Regions from separate parts of the Mus musculus genome. Here regions 2 and 3 are each linked to region 1. The links are chromatin loops, found by intact Hi-C in ENCODE. Cell type or tissue: heart. All regions are shown on one strand.

Region 1 (2,500 bases):
GCAGAGTTTTGGAGACACTCTGTGTGATAAGGGTAGGTGTTCTTCTGTAACCCTCCTTCCCTAGGGACCATTGACCCAAGCACTGAACACTGCCCCAGGACCAAACCTCTGCCCTGTGTGCACACCTCCCAGCCCCCACATATCGGTGTACAAGGAGTACAGGTATAAAAGCAAGGCTCCTGCCACCCAAGGGCCACAGGAACCTCAGTCCCCTGAGAGTCAGTACTCGACCAACTGGACATGCATGTCTGTGGCCAAACTAAGGCCAAAGGCCAAATGCAGGTGCATGGGTGGGCCATCGGAAGGCCTGCGTGGGCTCAGTGTACACTGGGTACCACGGAAGCTTTGCTGGTGGATAGCAGAGTTAGGGTTTTTTTTTGTTTTGTTTTGTTTTTATCTAACAATCTTTAAAACCACCAGCTGGGGCTGGGGAATATGTTCTGAGTTACTGTTTTTGTTCTAGAGGCTCAGCAGAGTACTTTGAGAATCAGTTTTTTGCTTTAAAGTCTGAACCACTCACTTCCAGTTTTCCTCTTCCTACAGGCCGGGAGCCACAGCGCTGTGGAGGTGGCAAAGAAGCCACAGCAGAGAGGGGCTGGCTGGGCACACACACACACACACACACACACACACACACACACACACACACACGCGCGGCAAGGGCTTTGCAAAGCCCTGTGCTGTGTCTTTGGTGCGGGAAGGAAAGCCCACCCTTTCTGGGGCCCCCTTTGTAATACTGCGCTTTTCTTCTGGCTGGTTGGATTAGTTAAAATTTCATCAGCTTCTCTTCCATGGGTTTTCTCTTGTCACATCATGAAAAGGGAGGATGTCTCTTGAAGAGCCCTGCCGCTCCCACAACATAGGAAAGAAAACTCTCTATCCCCTTATTCTGCAAACTTGGTTTTCCTCCCAAGCTGAAGCAAGTGAGATGGTTGTGTTTCCAAACAAACATAGCTATGTTGTTCACTGCTTTTTATTAAGGGTTTAAAAATAAAAAAGATTCCCATCTCCCCTGCATCCCCGAGGGTCTGCGTTCAGTATGTCAGGCTTTCCAATCCCTGCCAAAGCCACATCTCAGAACCAGCAAGTAGGAGCAGCCAGGAGGACATTATGACACCCAAGCAGTAGGGGGCAGTATGACACAGTTGAACAGAGGTCCACGGGCAAACATCTGAAAGAAGGCTGCTTGACACAACAAAGGCAAAACTGCTAAGGGCTGTAAATCTTGGCATGCTGGATTCCGATGTAAGAGACAGTCGTGGCTGTATCGTAATTAAACATGTTACCAGAAAGTAATTCCCTCACTGATGACTTCCTCTTAGTGGCCCCATTTCCCACAGAGAGAACCAGAGACTGGTTTCTGGATAGGTGTGGATCGCAAGGATTTCTGGGATAGCGCTTCCCTTTTCTGTGCTCAATACAACAAAAGAAAAGCCAACTCTATACCGTCATTGCAACCAAGCGTCCCCTAACCCGTGTCTTTATGGAAATGGGGCTGGGTGTTTGGTTGCCTAGTGGATTTGCTTTAAGATGGGCTGATTCAGTATCCTCCAGCCCTTGGGAGGCAAGTAGGTGGAGAGGAGGAAAGATGCTTTGCTTAGGAAGTTAGAAGTCCAAAGTGAGGGTGTTGGCAGGGCTGTGTGCCCTATGAACTCCGTGAGAGTCCGCCTCTGCCTTGTGTGAGCTTCTGGTGGAGTTCCACGGCTCGGGGCAGTGCCGTATTATTCTTCCCATGCCTTTCTTAACTGCATCCTTTGTCTCCATGAGATTGTTTTCTTTGTAAGGACACCAGGGTTCTATTCAGTAAGTGGTCTACTGCACTTCAGTGTGACATCATCTTAACCAGCTACATTTGCAAGAACTCTTTCCAAATATCATCACATCTTGGGCCACTGGGGATTAGACTTCCAATGTATCTTCTTTTTGGAGGGCGAGCAATAAAACTTGTAGGAGGTCCTAGATACTTTTGAGTAATTTATACTTATGTTTATTCATAATCACATCAAGAAGAAATACTATTACAATATTTATGTCTCTAACCAATCATATGGCTATTGCTGGTATTCGATTTTAAAAACATTTTCATTAACATATGTTAATTATACAAAATGGGTTTTATCATGTGGTTTTGTATTGTTCATATAATACCCTCACCCATTAGCACTTTTCCCCCAACTACAGGTAGCTTCCTCTTCCCTGAAAATGTTAGGAATTATCTTGGAGATGATTTGATACTGCTTGGATGGTGTCTGATTTTATTTTCGTTCTTTTTTTGGTGACAGGGTTTCTCTGTGTAGCCCTGGCTGTCCTGGAACTCACTTTGTAGACCAGGCTGGCTTCGAACTCAGAAATTCGCCTGCGTCTGCCTCCCGAGTGCTGGGATTAAAGGTGTGCACCACCTCGCCCGGCCTCATTCATTTTTTGTTAACTCTGTGGGTCTTACTTAGGTGGGAGGTTTCTACCTTTATCATGCTTGGACTCACATTTATTTAGGAGCTCA
Region 2 (2,500 bases), 450 kb after region 1:
TTCAAAGGAAGCCAGTGGGAGGGTCTGGATCACACTGGCCAGTCTTGAACATACCTGTGAGACCTCAAAGCCCCGCCTCCACAGTGACGCACTTCCTCTAACAAGGTTGCACTTCCTCCAGTAAGGCCACATCTACCAATAATGTCATTTCCTATGGGCCAAGCATATTCAAATCACCACAGCTATTATGGAGGTTTTGCCATTACTTATCTGTTTTTCTTTTGAGACAAAATAGGCTCAGCTACATTTAAACTTGGGAATGCAAGGGGAGAGGTGAGTGGGTGGGTGGAGGGAGAGAGATGAAGATGTACAATCAGGTGTGGTGTTGTTCAGAGACGTCCAGTTCCCAGGGAAGATGGGAGAATGTGACTGACTCTGGGCTGTGGACTGAAGGGCTGGCCTTTTGTCTGAGGAAGGAAACCTCTTGATTTGTAACAGAGAAGAAGGTGATGGCTGCACCACAGGAGATTTGTGACAATAGGAGGACAAGGTAACCTTTAGAATGTACAGCTAAACTTCTATCCTGCTAACAATGACCATTACAGATGGCAGCCTAGGCTAAGCGTGCTGACTATAAGTGTTCGTACTTAGCAATTCATCTAACACCTGCCCCATTCTATAAACCATCTTGGGTAGGCTCTGATTTATAGATGAGGAGACTGATGTTCATGAAGGTTAAGAGACTTGAACAAAGTCAAAGTTGGTGAGTATTTGGACCAGGATTTGAACCTTTGGCTGATACCCAAGCCCTTGGGATTTATTATCCCATGGACATTAGGTTGTGGGTGTTTGCTCTTTTAGTCTGTACTGTAAAGTTCATGAAAGATGCTAAGATAACAAGCTTCTGGTCTTTCATCTCTTAATTGAACTATATGAAGCTTTGCAATTCTGAGAATAGAAAAAAATGGGAGCCAATCACAAGGAAGATTCTTCCCATCACTTTGGCTTGACGTGGGAATATCATGTATTATATTCTGTTGTAAAAGTCAGTGTGGGAACAAAGCAAACATTTACCAGCATTGGGCTCCTTAAGGAGGCCTGCAATTTGTCTTCTTACAAAGGTCTATCCCTGTTTTTGTGGGGATTGCTCAATGTGCATCCTGCCCTCTAGCGGCCAAATTCTCCCACAACCCAAGGCGTGTCCGCTCCATCCAGGCAGGGCAGTGGTGTGGGAGTCGCCTTGCATGTCAGACAGGCAGGCACAGTCTCTGCCCAAGGCATCCTGTAGCTTCCCTTACCCATGGCCCATAAGAACATAGCAGCCAGCCGAAAACTCCAGCAGACCACACTCTAGTGCCATCTTAGAGGCTTAAGGCTTTGATAGGCAACAGTGAGGAATTGAGCCTGGTGTGGCAGCACAGCTTTGACAGCAGAAAGTTCAGGAACCACGGTAGGAAATGACCTGCATATGATGTTGGCATCTTCCTTCAGGACCTGGGATAGCATTAGCCAGCGGAAGACTGAATGGGGAAGAGAACGTGAACGGCTGGCTATCTGCAGATCAGTCAGAAAATGCTGGTTATCATTATCTTTGGCTTAAGATCTCCAATAAGTAAGAACTGCCTCTGATAACAGTTTGGCTGAGCTGCAGTTAGTCTTCACTGGACAATAAGCTTTAGGGAAGATAGAGATCTTTCTGGCATCCCTCTGCCAGCCTGTCAACCACCCAGTAAATCTCCGTCGAATGAATAACGACTGTGTGTGTCAGTCATGAATGGAAGCCTGCACACTGATTTCTGAGGCACGATGAATTTTAATTTTTTTTTTTTTAAAGACAGGGTCTTGCTACATATCCTTGGCTGGCTTGGAACTCATAGACATCTGCCAGCTATCTAATCTGCTGAGATTAGAGGCGTGGGCTTCTACACCTGGTTTGGTTTATTTCATCAGTGCTCCAGCAGTTGCATCGCAACTACAGGAGCTCAGCCTTGGCTGGGACCTTCTGTGATCCTGAGTTTTATTCTCTGTAATTTGTTTCTTGTCTGGAGACTTTCACTATTAACTGAAAACCCACGTTCTTGCTCTGCCATCCAAATCTTTGCTGAAAAGACTCACACATGAATCTATAGACCAGAGTCTGATTTAATGCATGAAGTGCTTTTTTTTCTAAAGGTTTAATTATTGATCATGTGTGTGTGTGTGTGTGTGTGTGTGTATTTGCCTATGTGTGTACATATGTGGCATGCATGCAGGTGCCCATGAAGGCCAGGAGAGGACATCAAATTCCCTGAAACTGGAGCTCAATAGTGAGCTGCTATTTGGGTGCTAGTATCGGAACACAGGCTCTCTGCTAGAGTAGTAGGTGCTCTTAACCTATGAGCCATCTTTTCAGCCTGCCTTCCATTTTTTTTTAAAGGATTTAAACATGGTTCATGATTTATTTAGCACCTCACTCACTGGCTATATGTATGCTCAAAGTCTTTCCAAATTGACTTTTTGAATATTGAAAATATTTTAAGGTTGCTGATGTGCTCCCACCCAATCCTTCCTTCATTGAGCC
Region 3 (2,500 bases), 56 kb after region 1:
ATGCGGTTGGCGTGACTGAACTTTGGGGCCTCCCTCTGACCTGACTGATCCTAGACTTTACTCCTTCACAGTCAGATGCAAGCCAGGTCTTCTTCATTTGCCCTTCTCACCTCTCTTCTGGGGAGATGGTCCGGTTGTTTCTTTAACGTCCCTGGCTTTGTGGTCAGCAGTTTGACTACTAAGGAACAATTTCAGATGATTTGGGGCACAGGACTCATGGAATTTACAGAAAAGCCACACTGGGAGGCCTAGGAAATGCAGAAGCTGGAACAGTCCCAAGGAGCATAGCAGACAACATTTGTGGACCTTTACGAAGGGGGTCCCATCATTTGCATGGCTCAGCTTTTGTACCTCTTGATATAAATAGTCAAGAGAAAGGTATGTGAATTCCTTGTGCTTTAAAATCCACCCTGGTCTATTTAATGGTGGGTGAAGACTAGCCTTCCATGAAAGAACTTGGTGGTAGGGACCTAGGGCAGCTTTGGTGCAGGCTGCTGCTGGCAGGAGGCTTGCAGCAATGTGTTGATTTCTCTTCCCAAGCAGGAGAGAGAGTTAATTTAATACTTAAATTACAGGGACAAACCCCTGGCTCTGCCCAAACACTCTGCTCACCCTCCTGGGTCTGAGTGTCCTCCAACGTTGCTTCCTTGTTCCCTGTTATCAAACAGGTCTCATGGAAGGCACTGACCTGTGATTTTTGTGTTGTAAAAAAGCCAGGGTGTTTGATGCTCACATTTATCCGCTAGGGGAAAACACACACACACACACACACACACACACACACACACACACACACACACATTAAATGAGACTAATGGACTCTCGGGCACATGCACATTCCATTGCAACCGGCCCTGGGCCAGGCCACGCTGATTTTTCAGGTCGCAGATCTCCACGCAGCTGAGGTAGAGCCAAAAGGTCTGTCAGCTGCTGAACTTCCTCCCTCCAGGCTCCTTCCCTATCGAAATGCTTTCGAAAAGACTGTGTCTCCAGAGTTAAAATCCTAACGTGAAGCCAAAATCCAAGCCGATGACACTATTTAAAATGAGAGTTATCAAGTCACAGGTCCAGAGGGAAGGCCTCTTTGACCTAACGCTGAGCAATTTCTTATAGCCTTGCAGTCCATTTGAATCCCGGAGAGCTGAGTTTTCATTAAGCCTACTACTTACTGGAAGTGAGTGTCCCGCATCCGTCTGCTCTGGGTCCTAGGTCTTACCAGCAGCAGGCTCTAGGTGGAGCTACAATGCAACTTTAGTCACCTCAAAGTCCGCAGAAAAACTTAAGGAAATCACAGTGCTCAAAGACACTATATAGTAACACCATTTATGAAAAGGGGTACAACAATCACCACGTGGAGGCTTCTGTACGGGAGGCAGGCTAGGAGTGGGTGGGGTTGGTGACCACCGTTTTCAGTGACAAGTGGAAAGGCTTGTGGTGGCAAGGAATATGTAACTATTGGTGGTTTGTCAAGTCTTAATCCAAGAATCACTGTTCTCTTACCTCATGGGCGGAGAGAGGGCAGGCAGAGAGAATGGAAAGCCCGAGAAACAGAAAAAACAAGAGAAACACGAATTTAAAATATATATAATTGTAATTGTTTTATCTTGAAGGAGAATTTGGTCTAAGGCACACAAAATTCCTCTGGGTTCATACTTGAACCACGGAATTAAAGAGTGATGATCATTCAGGGTAGAGGGTCTTGATTAAAGGCTCTTGTTCATGAGTGGCCAGTGAATAAAAAGGAGCTAAGAGACACATCAGATATCTTTGCTTAGGGGGAACATAGGCTAATAGTTGTTTGTGTTAGGTTTATGTTTCTCAAGACGAATTTTGATGACTTTGGGGCTATATGGAAAGTCCTAATCTGAACCTTGATTTCTCTTGTTTTCCAAGAACACGTCCATCTTCTTACATTTCTAAAGTACTCTAACTCTCTGGTTCTCAGCCTGGATCAAACAGCACCAGCGTAGCACTTGTTAGAGAAGAAAATTCTTGAGCCATACCTGTGTTGGTTTATCATTACTGTCCACTTAACTCTATTAGGAATCACCTATGAGACATACTACTGGGTTATTTATAGATGATGATGATGTGTGTATGTGTGTCTCCAGGTATTTATGTAACACAACATATGGTTGTGAGCCACCATGTGGGTGCTGGGAATTAGACTCAGGTTCTCTGGAAGAGCAGAAACTGCCACTAACCTTTGAGTCATCTCTCCATTGACACATCCATCTGGATGTGTCTGTGAAGATGTTTTCAGAGAGGTTTAACTGAGGAGGAAAAGACCCACCCTGAATGTGGGTGGCATTGTCTCACGGGCTGAATTAAATGGAAGCAAAGGAGAGTGTGATTGGCTGACTCATGCCCCTGCTGGCGTTATTTACTTGCCATGATGGGCAATTTACCCATGAGCTAAAATAAACCCGTCCCTTGTTAAGTTTACCACAACCATGTTGTCACAGCCATGAGGCGGGGGATATGGGGCTTAGTGGGCTAT

Evidence for each region. Hi-C counts contacts between places; a loop is a spot of excess contacts. Peaks named below come from ENCODE experiments on the same cell type or tissue, not always from the same donor. Only the 100,000 strongest peaks of a DNase experiment are listed, where the experiment ranks them.
Region 2: a loop joins it to region 1, with 5 times the contacts of the local background. A loop is called at or near these places in 19 of 42 quality-filtered maps.
Region 3: it touches region 1 in a loop (7-fold over the local background); 7 of 42 quality-filtered maps call a loop at or near these places.

What each region holds. Positions count from the first base shown.
Region 1 is chr12:54,545,057-54,547,556 of GRCm38, reverse strand. No RefSeq gene overlaps it. Among named protein-coding and RNA genes, the nearest start is that of Gm40425, 3.6 kb to the left of the region's middle. In heart, a CTCF peak has its summit at 1,127 (motif pointing right); no DNase peak of the experiment used is centred here; H3K27ac peaks cover 663 bases.
Region 2 is chr12:54,097,620-54,100,119 of GRCm38, reverse strand. All of the region lies in intron 5 of Gm35818 (a long non-coding RNA gene), which reads left to right. Among named protein-coding and RNA genes, the nearest start is that of Gm35818, 43 kb to the left of the region's middle. In heart, a CTCF peak has its summit at 1,114 (motif pointing left); a DNase peak (open chromatin) is centred at 1,129.
Region 3 is chr12:54,488,611-54,491,110 of GRCm38, reverse strand. No RefSeq gene overlaps it. Among named protein-coding and RNA genes, the nearest start is that of Gm36213, 10 kb to the right of the region's middle. In heart, a CTCF peak has its summit at 1,223; no DNase peak of the experiment used is centred here; H3K4me3 peaks cover 264 bases; H3K27me3 peaks cover 358 bases.